Regions from separate parts of the Homo sapiens genome. Here all the other regions are linked to region 3. Evidence: read pairs that join two places in POLR2A ChIA-PET (ENCODE). Cell type or tissue: HepG2. All regions are shown on one strand.

The links. ChIA-PET counts read pairs that join two places held together with the same protein. Peaks named below come from ENCODE experiments on the same cell type or tissue, not always from the same donor. Only the 100,000 strongest peaks of a DNase experiment are listed, where the experiment ranks them.
Region 1: POLR2A ChIA-PET joins it to region 3 with 5 read pairs; 4 of 35 experiments call an interaction of 5 or more read pairs at or near these places.
Region 2: POLR2A ChIA-PET joins it to region 3 with 5 read pairs; 1 of 35 experiments calls an interaction of 5 or more read pairs at or near these places.

Annotation. Positions count from the first base shown.
Region 1 is chr6:43,988,927-43,992,926 of GRCh38, forward strand. LOC124901321 (a long non-coding RNA gene) reads left to right here and starts at 1,901. Exons shown (of 2, transcript XR_007059591.1): 1 at 1,901-1,942. RefSeq lists an enhancer at 1,030-1,539. In HepG2, no CTCF peak of the experiment used is centred here; DNase peaks (open chromatin) are centred at 1,503 and 1,945; H3K4me3 peaks cover 1,223 bases; H3K27me3 peaks cover 194 bases.
Region 2 is chr6:43,742,161-43,746,160 of GRCh38, forward strand. No RefSeq gene overlaps it. Among named protein-coding and RNA genes, the nearest start is that of VEGFA, 26 kb to the right of the region's middle. In HepG2, no CTCF peak of the experiment used is centred here; a DNase peak (open chromatin) is centred at 2,001; H3K27me3 peaks cover 2,716 bases.
Region 3 is chr6:43,925,673-43,929,672 of GRCh38, forward strand. All of the region lies in intron 1 of LINC01512 (long intergenic non-protein coding RNA 1512), which reads left to right. Among named protein-coding and RNA genes, the nearest start is that of LINC01512, 37 kb to the left of the region's middle. RefSeq lists an enhancer at 1-615. In HepG2, a CTCF peak has its summit at 1,865; DNase peaks (open chromatin) are centred at 1,179 and 1,629; H3K4me3 peaks cover 342 bases.

The sequences.
Region 1 (4,000 bases), 63 kb after region 3:
TACCAATTCGACTTCTTTGCTGTGTGACCTTAGGCAAGTCACTTAACCTCTCTGGGCCCCATTCTCTTTAAACACCACTGTTGTGATGTTTAAACACAGTAATGGATGGGGTGCACTAGTACAGTGCCTCAGACATAGTAAGTGCTCAGTTAAAAATGGTTGTTTTTTGTAGCCTGGGAAAGTAGCTCATGTCTGTAATCCCAGCACTTTAGGAAGCCAAGGCAGGAGGATCTCTTGAAGCCAGGAGTTTGAGATCAGCCTAGGCAACATAGCAAGACCCCATTTCTACAAAAGATAAAAAATTAAAATAATAGAAAAGGGTCATTATTTGTGAAATGAATGGAAAAGGTGTCTGTGCCTGTGTGTGTGTGTGTGTGTGTGTGTGTGTGTGTGTGTGTGTGTGTTAGAAGGAGTGTCTTCTCAAACTCTCAGCCTCAGTTTCTCAGCCCTCAGGAAGCAGTAGTTAATTACTTGGGTCAACAGCCACACCCTCAGTCCCTACTCCATGTCACGGGCTGTGATGGGTGCTGGCAAAGGGGAAGGATTTGGGGTGCAGGGCCCCTCTTCACAGGACCAGTGGACACTGGTTCCTTAGAAGGAACACTGAAGTTAGTGGAGCCCCTCCTCATTTTGCATCCAGCCTAGGAACAGAGCAACTCCGTCTGGCCACGTGCAGTCGCCAGCTTTGGGGACAGGCAGAGCTGAGGGGCTGCCCCCTCAACACCCCACACAAAGGAGCAGAGCAGTGAAAGCCCCGTCCCGAGGACAAGGGCAGTGGGGCATGTGCCGGTAACGGGAGAAGGCCAGCCCTTTCTTATTTTGGGAGGCAGGAGGCAGCAGGTGGCTGGCTGGTGCTGGGACATGTGAACCCTCCTGTCGGGGGCCATGTGGTCAGCAGCAGGGCAGCCTGGCAGTGCCGGGCTCAGCCTAGGCCCCACATGAGCCCATCAGCCAGACACATTTGTGGCCACAGAGGGAGGGAGATCCAGTTTCTCCACAAGGGCATCCTCTGTAGCACAGCTTGGAAGTGGGGGAAAGGACACCTGGCACCTGCCCCACCCCCATATTCCCCAAGGAAGCTGACTCCAGGGACCTGAGTGTTCGGAGGAGCTCCCAGTCTGAGTGGGGAGATGCAATCTTTATACCCCAGGAGTTTCTAATCCATGAGAGACACAGCCTCTGCCCTGAGGCAGCCCTCAGTCTGAGGGAGAAAACACAGACCTGGCATCAGAGAGCTCCAAATCTGAGTGGAGAGGCCCATTCTGAGGAGGGGGTTGGCCACAGTGAGGGCATGGGGGCTGCAGGGGCTGGAGCACTCCATTAGGGCTGGTGGAAGCCACAATGTTGCAGGTTCCTGCGGGAGCCAAGTTATTTTGGGTGGGCAGGAGGAGCAGGCGACTTTCCAGATTAAAATAGCTTTCCCTGGGTGTCATTCCTGAGACGTGTTCAGATCCCAGCAGCATGCTCGTCACACGGTTATGTTCCTCCTGTCCCTCCCAGTCGGGTGGGCAGGGCCAGGTTGGCAGTCCTGCCCAGGCTGGAGGAGGTAGGAAAGTAGAGATGAGCCTTGCTTCCTAATCAGGGCAGCACGGAAATGTGAATCCAGTCTCCGGGGCCACTGAAAGCTGCCCACCACTTGCCCAACTCCTTCTAAAGGGCCTGCAGTTCTAGGAACAGGACACAGTCTGAGCACTGCACGGTAGCGCTCACCCCCTCTTTCCCCTTCGCCATTCCTGCAGCTCTTGCCTTCTTCCATGGGCCACCAGCTCCAGCTATCTCTGATCCCTGTCCCCCATGAACTCTCTGCCTTTCCTGCCCTCCCCCACCCACCACACAGAGGAATCCAGATGCCTTGCACACGTGACTCCTCTGAGCTGGGCAGAGGACCCTGGCCAGGCCCAGACAACATAAATACATCCTGAGAGTTTACATTGTGTGGGCCGTGAGTACACAGCAGTCGGCCGGCTGCTGCCCCTGTTTACCCCTGTTTATTCCCTGGGGGTTCATGGACAGGGCGCCACCATAGGAGGAGGGTGGAGGGAATCCTTGGGTGGCTGCAGCTGTGTGGATGTCAACGTACTAAGAACCCCAGGAAAGCTTGTAGGCCTCACAGGCCACTCCCTCCTACCACGTCCCAGCTGCCCTCCCTGTTCCAATGAAGATGCCGTGATGCACGTGGGAGTCTGAGTACAGAGTGGCCTCCCTGAGTCTGTGGTTGGGGGGCCCCCTGGCCGTCCTTCCCCTTGGCCCTCAGCCCTGCCCCAGGAACCCAGCTCAAGCTTTCGTGGATTTTCTGAGGTCAGGCCAAGCTGGGCCTGGCTTGGGTTAATCATTATTCATGCTGTCTCTGGAACTTTTCCAGGATGTTTTCATTTTCTGAGCACTTCTGATCTCTCAGCATCTTCCCCACTGGCTCTGAAAAGCAAATTCTGCTGGGATTGTCCATTGTGTGCATGGGAAGGTTGAGGCCCAAAGGGTATGCCGGTCCTGAGTTCCACCATAGCTGTCTGCGGTGCTTGCGTTCAAAATCAGTGAGAAGCCAGCAGAGATGACTGCCTCATAGTGACCCTGCACAGAGATCCACTTTACAGATGAGAAACTGAGGCTCAAAGTGGTTCAGTGACTTGCCCACGGTTACTCAGCTGGTGAAGTCGCCATTCAAACTCAGCTCTGTCTGGCTCTAACTTCCCTGCATGGTCCTTCCCACCCACAGCCCACCTCTTACCCAGAGAGCTCAGATGAGCAGGCAGGGAGACAAGACGGTTTTCCAAAAGCTCCACCCTTCCCTAAGATATTTCTATTGGAAAGCCAGAGTGCATTCATTCCTGTGAATTCTTTCTCATTGGTAGTGTAAACTCCTGTGCCAAAAATTGGTGGGGTCGGGGGCGGCGGGGGCGGGGGGAGAGACTAATAATAATAATAATAAAAATAACAAAAGCTAATGTTTATTGAGCACTTGCTGTATGCATGCTTCTAGTCTAAGTGCTATATAGTAAATACAATATCTCACGGAATCCTCACTACAACTCTGTAAGACATGATATTATTCAGTCCTGTTTACAGCTGAGAAGACTGAGGCACAAAGAGGTATGGTGACTTGTCCAAGGTCAGGTATCAGAGCCACGATTGGAACCCAGAGCCACTGTGCTGTGTGTAGGAGATCTGGGTGATGACTGACTTCGCAGAGTAGTTTAAATAGCATGGTTGTGCACAGAGGCACACACACACAGCAAATAGTGAGGGACAGGTGAAGCTGAGCCACGGTGTCTGGGAGTAACGTGAGTAGTGCAGGGTGGATTAGGGAAGGGTTCCTGGTGGAGATGGGATGTGTGGCAGGGCTTAAAGGATGTGAGAGATATAGACCATGCCCAACAGTGTGGGGGCCTGGGGCAGGATTATCCACAAAGAGTCACCCACGTGACCTGAACATAGTAGGTGTTGAGTAACTGTTATTGGATGATTGGTGATAGCAACATGGTGGTTGTGATGGAAGTAGCAACAGAGGAGGGAGTGGTCTGATGGTGCTGGTGGCAATGGTAGCTATGTCAGTGCTGGAGGAAGTAGCGATGATGGTGTGACAGTGGAGGTGTTAGGTGGTGTTGGTGATGAAGATGGGAATGGAATTAGCAATAAAGGCAAGAACAAAGACACCTTTTACTTTACCAACCTGTACAATCCTTTGCAGCAGACACCAGCCTCACACATTCTTAATCCTCACAGCTACCTTCAGGTGGTATCCTCATTTTACAAACGATGACACTGAACCACAAGCAAGTCAAATCCTGCTTGTGCAAGGTCACAAGGCCAGTAAGTAGCAGAAACCCGATTGGCTCAGGCTCTCTGCCTTCAGGGCCAGTGGCTCTCAGCTTCCTCCCCACTCAGAGGGAGGGCAGTGTCATGATGCCATGGGTGGGTATCAAGGCGAGGGCATTCTGCACTCCCAACACAGCAGGCTCAGCTGTGCTCTGTTTGGAGGAGTGGGGTGGAGCAAGACTGAGTG
Region 2 (4,000 bases), 180 kb before region 3:
AATCTTTCATTGTTCTAGAGGCTAAGGTCTGAGGACACCAGTGGCTAGAGTCAGAGGTGCCAGGAAAGCTGAGGAGGCAGCCTGGAGGAGGGGCCGTTCCATGTGTGAAGTCTGCAGTGTCTCTATAACCTTTGGAGGCATCAGAAGGGGCCTGAGCCCAAAGGCTGCCTTTGCCAGTTCCCCAGAAAAGTGAGGCCCCTGACTTATTACCCCTATGAGTCAGTCAATCAATCAATCATCCAATCAATCCATTCATTAAGACACTTATTGAACACCTGCACCATGACAGTCTCTGTGCTAAGTCCCTCCTTCAGCAGCCCCCACCTGGCCCCTGCCTGTTAGGAGCATCCAGGCTCAGCTATTCGAACTGGCACATCAAAGGGGGATTGGCCCTGATCCCTCATCAGAGGCTTCTTTCCAGGGATCGGCCTGAAGATGTGGCAGCTCCTCTGCTTCTCTCACCATCCCCAATCTCACCCGCAACAGGGGAAGGGATCTTCATTTCCCAGGCACTTCTAGGCCTTTGTAGAGCCTGCTCCCTCTGCCAGGACAGTCTTGGTTCTGTGCTGTGCAAAATTCCTCTCTTTCCCTTTCTTTCAAAACAGGTTTCAAGCCCCTTCTCCAGAAAACTTTCTTTGAAAACGTCTGTCCTCCACTCAGCTTTCCTGCCCTGTTTCTTAGTGCTCTCAGAATATAGTGTATACCCTGCAAATTGTTCCCTCCTGTGGTCTGGGCTTCTTTCCTGCCTACCTGTCCCGTCTCACGTGGCCAGCTACCAGTTGTAAAAGGACTGGTGATCTGGCACTAGGATACTGATGCCTCACCTTTAATTCATAGCATTTTACCTCCCAAATTTGTGTGGTGTGCTATTGGGGAGCTAGGCACTGTGATAGGCGGTGGGGTGGCCCTGCCCTCAGAACCCTCTCAGCCTGCTGGGCTATAATGTCCCCCTGCCCCCACCACACCACATCCCTCTTGCCTTGAATCCCAGCTTCATCCAGTGGAGACCTGTGGTGTGCCTGTCCTTCATCAGACTGGGGTGTCCCCCTGAAGAGGGAACAGTGTGTGGTGAGCTCTTGCAGGGGGCCCTTTGCTCCCCTCCAGCTGCAGAGCACCGGCTAACCTTGTCCTCACTCCCCCTGCTACCCAAGCAGGCCCACGGTTGTTTATGGTTCAAATGCAGACCCCAGGGGCTGAGGCCTCTCCAACACCCAGAACTGAGCTGTCCCGTCCTCAGCTTTCCAAGAACAGGCTCTGTCGAGCACACATGGTTGTGAAACGATCCTGCTGGGCTCTCTAAGAGATGAGGCCATTTATGGGCTGAGTGGGCTGCCGTGGGCTGCCAAGGGTCAGGCTGGGGACCTGTGTGCGTTGAGACTCTGGTCAGTCTCCTCTCTGCACACAGCCTCCAGGAGCAAGGGCTAGACACAGACGGGCATTCTTCCCAAGTTTAATTTTGAATATGCTTAAATTATTTTAAAAGCAGTCTTGCCATATCAGGAACCCCAAATTAAACTCACACGTATGTTCCTGCGGGATGGGGAGCTAAGGCCTTCCCACTAGGGCTTCTCCAGAGCAGAAGACACAGAGAGGAAAATAGGCTTTCCAAGTTGGAGGGCAGGACAGGTTGCATAATTTGTGGGCCCAGTGAAAAAAGAAATATGAGTCCCACATTGTGCTGAGGAGAGATCTGTGGCCTGAGAGGGGAAGGGCCCTGGCCTCTGCTACCCTGGGAGGCAACATCACAGCCAGGAATGGGGCCTGCCGCTCTTACTCCTTAACCAGTGCTCACCCCAGGCCCAGCTGTGCCAGGAAGGCCTTGTTTCCATCCTGGGCCTTCGCTTGCCTTCCCCCTGCTTATTCCTGGGCCTCCAAAAAGCTTCTCTGTCCCCCAAGCTCTCCTCTTCCAGGAGGTCTTCCTTTCCTGTTTGGACAGTTTTACCTGCTGGTTAGTCCCATGCTTCTTCCCCTTTCCAGGCTCTCTCATAGCTTTGCCCTTGACCTTCTGAGCCTTTGTTTACTTTTTATGTGAGTGACAGAGAGCAGCCTCCTTCCTCCCTTGGCCATAGTTCTTTGGGGGTCTTCTTCATCATACTAGGAGCTCTCTGAGGATAGGGCAAGCTCTCCTTTCAGACTGGGGGTCCCTGGGGTTGGAAGTCTTTCTTGGGACTCCCCCTAGGCTTCCCTTGGCAGACCCAACGTTGCACTAGAGGGGTGACTGTGCCTGGTGTGGTGCCCAGTTGGCTGTGTGTGTGCACACGTGTGTGTGTGTATGTGTGTATTGTGTGGGGAGGGTTTGCTTTTGGTTTTCCATCACCTTCCCTGTCCTTTCCTGATCAGATCCTCTGAGTGAGGCTGGTTAGGGAGATGGAGCTTGGAATGAGGGAGGAAGATGGGGTGGTATGGCACCCCAGCCCTACGTCCGGCCAGGGCTCCAATGGAGTGTGGGCAGCATGACCTTCTTCCTGGGCCTCCCGCTGGGGTGTGAGGGAGGAAGGCCGGTCTTGAGCTGGGGTCAGGGTGGAGAGGGGCAGCCTTTCAGCTGAGGTCCGTCACTCAGAGGCAGGGTCCGTGGCATTTGGCCGGCAGGGGAGAAGGGAGGGAATGTGAGGAATAGGCTGACTCAGCAGTTGCCCCCTCCCAGCTCTGGGGACAGGCGCTGGGGGAGGACTGATTGCTGAGAACATGCAGATGGTGGTGGCAGTTCCTCTGGGTTGTGTTTTGAGGGGAGGGCTGGGGAGAGATAGGAGTCAGAAACACCAGAGTCCCCCAGAAATACTGGGGAGGCATGAAAGGGAGCTGGAGGAGGGGAACCCAGGAGAGGGTACCTTTTGACATTGCCATAGCTGTGAATATCAGTGACATGCAAAGGAATGCCCCAAACACGAAGAAGGCCGCTCCTTTGTGGGGATGAGCTGGGGACAGTATGAGGAGAGGGCTTGGCTAGGGGGCAATGGGACCTGTGAGGGAGTAGAGGGTGTTAAGAGTGAGCCAACAGCCGCCCAGCCCGGCCCAGCCGAAGGGGAGGTAGACGGCAGGCCTGCTTTTGCCGAATCTAGAGCTCCTCTCTGCAACTTGATCGTAAGCTTCATTAAGGCAGAGGCCGTCTCATAACATCTCTTAATTATCTGACAACCCCTCCACAGGGCTGGGCACATATAAGCATTGTGCCCAAGTTTAATTTTGAGTATACTTAAATTATTTTTCAAGCAGTCTTGCAATATCAGGAACCCCACATTAAACTCATACCCATAATCCCAGCTATTTACTTTTCTCCTTGTACCTTCCAAAATCTTTATAGGCATGCTTACGTAAGGGTGACTTAGGTAAACGCGGCCTGAGTCAGGCTTTTCCACCAGCTTTGCCGGGTGCACTGGTTGACGGGGTGTAAGTGTGTGTATCGGGCTCCTTTGCTCTGAAGTAACCCTTGTTTGCAGGCAAGGAGAGCTGGGGGCACCCTCACTACCCAGTCTCCATGCTCTTCCCTCTGTTTACATTGCTGCCAAGCGGGCACCTGCTTCATTTATATTCTCACTTGAAACAACTCTGACTTATGCAAAAATGGACTTACTTAAGATTTACCAGAACAGAATACTAGCTTGATTTGGGGACTGTGTGTGTGTGGCAATGGCTGGTTGATTTCAGGTAGTGATTCCCAAACATTTTGAGCTGGAAAACCCTATTTTAACACTAAAAAACAAAAACAAAAACAAAACCTTCAGAGAACTCCAAAAGACAGTGATTGTATAACAGATATTCATCATCTGAGAAAAATCCATGAAGACAACAAACTGTGGTGAAGTTAGAAATAATTTGAAATTATCACATATTATTGATCTCCATAGTATCTACATAAGTTTGAAAGAAAAATAGCAAATGCATTCAGGAATATTATTCACTTGACTATGTGAGCAAAGATGTTCATGACAGCATTATAATTTAAAGTCAAATAACTAGGGTCTGTTGGGAGATATTGTCCCCTACTTGGGTACGTGACTCC
Region 3 (4,000 bases):
GGTCCTGGGCACTGCTGAGTAAGTCTGAGGAAAGGGACAACAGCTGCAGGCCCTCCACACTCAGCTCATCACCATTCTACTGCTCAGGCCCTCATCTGCCTGATTCTTGGGGTCACTTGTTTTCCAGGGCCTAACCCCATTCTGAACTAGTTTTGGTGAGGACAGTGAGGATGTGGGAATAGGCTAATTGAAAGCATGAAGTTGAAATGAGGAGCCAGTGCTGAAGGGAGATCTTGGGCTGCCACTGAGGGAGTTTGAGCAGGATAGTGGCATGACCAGCTCTATCTTCTTTTTTTTTTTTTTTGAGATGGAGTCTCACTCTGTTGCCCAGGCTAGAGTGCAGTGGCACGATCTCGGCTCACCACAACCTCCACCTCCTGGGTTCAAGTGATTCTTCTGCCTCAGCTTCCTGAGTAGCTGGGATTAAAGGCGTGCGCCACCACACCCGGCTCATTTTGTATTTTTAGTACAGATGGGGTTTCTCCATGTTGGTCAGGCTGGTCTCGACTCCCGACCTCAGGTGATCCACCTGCCTCGGTCTCCCAAAGTGCTGGGATTACAGGCGTGAGCCACCGTGCCCGGCCTGACCAGCTCTATCTTTAAAAGATCACTCCACTGTGATGTGGAGAAGGGGTTGCAGGGCAATGGTGGACACAGGAAGGGCTGATAAGAAGCAACTGTGATAGTCCAGACACCTGCCTCTGGGAGCCTAAAACACTCCACATAGGTGGGAAGGCTTCAAAAGAGGCCTGGGGATGAAGCTGTTGCCCTCCAGCCTGCCGCGCTTCCCGGGGACCTGCAAACGTCCATCCTTTCCTCGGTCGATTCCTCGTCCAGCCTGTGGTCCTTGGGGCTCTGATTTATTCAGCTTGGGAACCAGGCAGCGAGTCTCATGTCTGCCCCAGGCCTCAAAATAGATTATTTTTTTTATTAGCTGTCCCTTGTTAACTCATAATTGCAATCATGTAACATTTAATAGAGGCACAAAGCGATCCCCATCACTGCTCCACAATCATTCATTAGCTAACAAGACAGAGCAGCTCATAAAAAAAAAGCCGTTAAAAAAATTCCGGGGAAATGGAAAGCAGGAGGTGATGCAAGCCCTGGTTAACAAAGGCTGAGGGTTGGGGGGAGGCATGAGAGGGTGTGAGTGGAATAACCCAAGCCTGATAAGCCACAAAGCAGCGCCTGCTGCTCCCTCCTCCCTCTGCCGCCTGAGTCAGAGAAGCCGGGATGTGTTCAAAATCAAGCAATGTAATTAGCAGGTTGCATCATGCCTCTCGATTATAAATTACAATGGCCACAAAGAGGGTGGATGGAGGAGCAGGGATTAGATGGGGTAACCCAATCCCAGTGCCGGGAAGGGGGACAGAGGGCCCGGGAGCTGCCCCCCGCCACTAGGAGCCACTCGGAGTGGCCTCTGTCTACTGTGTCTAGGGACAGCAACAAGGCCTACTCAATACCTGCTTTGTGTAGCCTGGGATAATGATTTACAAACTCAAGGAAATCAGGAGGTGTGAAAAGAAGATAGCCCTCTTAACCCAGCCATTGTCTACCCTCTGCTGGAATGTCCCTCAGCTCCACCCACCTGGTGCACCTGTGCACACGGATGCTGTTTGAGGATGGTCCACGTGAGGAGCCCTCATAGGGGCTGGACTGATAAGATCTAAAAGGGTTGCTGGGCTCGAGGTGTGGCGACACAGTCAGGGATGATTGAGACTCGGCAAACAGGAATACACCTGAGTGATTCCCTGAGCCGTCTCTGTAGTAGGGGAGGATGGGAGCTTGGGCTGATGACAGAGCAAGCTGTCTCCTAGGAGTTGAAGACCTGGTTCCATCCCAAACTTTGCCACTGGGAGGCTGTAGGAGCCTGGCAAGCCATTTCTCCTCTCTGGGCCTCAGCTTCCCCCCTACAACCCAACTGCTGGCTATATGACCCAGGCAAGTTATTTTCCATCTCTGTGTCTCTACTTCCCCACCAGGCCTTGCTACAACTGGTCATGTGACCTGAGACCAGCTCCCCCTCCGCATCCTCAGTTTCTCCATTTACAAGGAGGAAAGTTATCCAGACAATCTTTAAAGTTCAGCTGGGGCCTTCTCTTAGTCTAAGGTGAACTCTGTTTTTCCAAAGACTAACCAACTAGCCAGCTCACCTGGTACCTTGGAGACCAGGGAAATGGGCCTGGCAACCCTGCCCTCTAGCCATCTGCATGAATCAGAGCCCGGTGAAGCAGAGGGGAAGTCAGTCTCAGGCAAATCAAGTCACTGGTGGCACTGCTCCCCGTGAGCCCGTGTAGACACACCCTTTACTTCCTCCTGGTGGAAGATTTGGCCTTTCAGTTTAGCCTTTGCAAACAGCATTTACTTGACAATGTTTTCTTAGCAGCCCTATTCTTGTACACAGGAAATAATCCCATTAACTTTATTATCTCTGCAAAGAAAGGACAAGGATATAGATTTGCCCTTAAGTTCAATGAACTCAGTTCTCTCTTGAAAGGAAAAGCACAGAACTGAGGCAATTGCCTTGTAGGAAGCTTTCTTTGGGTAAGACCTGGCTCTAGTGGAGAGATATTGCAGCTGCCTTTTGAACTGTGGCCCTCAGCTGCTCTGGGGCCCCCAAATCTTCTCTCTGGGCCTCACTTTCATCCCCATCACCACCTCCTCACACCTACATTCTGTTGACTGAGGGACTGGACCAAACTGATGGAGAGAAGTAGGTATTCTCAACAAGCAAGGAGAGGCAGAGGCGATCGGGAGGGAATCCCGACTAGCACTGCCTTCGCTCAGACCCCAGCATTACTCCCTTGGACTACTGTAGAGACCTCCAGTCTTGGCCCCTCAGATCTCTTTGCTCCTTTGCAGCCACAGGACCTTGCTAAAAATTGTGGCTGATCACACTCTTCCCCTGCTTGAACCCCATCAAAGGCACCCCTGTCCAAAAGTCCCAGGGCCTAGTAGGCTCCACAGGCTCCCCAAGCCTGGGCCGTGCTTTTTTCTCCAGCCACTTCCTTCTACTTGCAGCCCAAGCTACCCTGAATCATTGGTCCTTTCCAGCAAACCCCAGGCTATTTCATACCTCCACACCTTTGAGCGAGCTGTTCCCATTGCCCGGACTGCCCTTCCCCTTGTTCACCTGGCCAACTTAGGTTCAGTCTTAGGGGCCGGGCACGGTGGCTCACACCTGTAATCCCAGCACTTTGGGAGGCCAAGGCTGGTGGATCACTTGAGATCAGGAGTTTGAGACCAGCCTGACCAACATGGTGAAACCACGTCTCTACTAAAAATACAAAAACTAGCCGAGTGTGGTGGTGGGCTCCTGCAATCCCAGCTACTCAGGAGGCTGAGGCAGGAGAATCGCTTGAACCCGGGAGGTGGAGGTTGCAGTGAGCCGAGATCGCGCCATTGCACATGGAGGGCAACATGAGCAAAACTCCGTCTCAAAAAAACGAAAAACAAAAAACAACAACAAAAAACAAAACAAAAAGAAAAAACTAAAAGATGCAGCCTAGGAACCTTGCTTTAGTATTAGTATCCCCTCCTCCCAGAACCCCTTCTCCAGGCAGCTCTTCTGTGCCTTCCAACATGAGCAAGCTCTAGCCCAGCAAGTCCTTATGTGCCATGTCCCCCGGAGTCCATGAGCTCCCTGGGGAGGAACTGAGCATCCCATAGTCAAACCCTCACAAACATCTTCTGTGTTGAACTGCTGCCTTTTCCTACAGCAAGCAAGAGGCAGATGTAGCCTGAGGCCTAGGGCTTGGGGTGAAGTCTGGAAAAGTTGCTCATCCATTCATTCACTTATTCATTTGTGTCATCTGAATACATGTAGTGAGGGGAGGGGGCAGGGATGAGCAGGCTGGGAAGGGAAGGACCAGACCTATCAGCTTCGTATACCACCCTGAAGGCACTTATAGGCTCCATGGAAGTCCCTGGCCCTTGGGTGGGTTGGGAGAATATCCCAGAAGCCAGCTCCCAGTGCAAGTTGGCCTCCAGGGTGGACAGA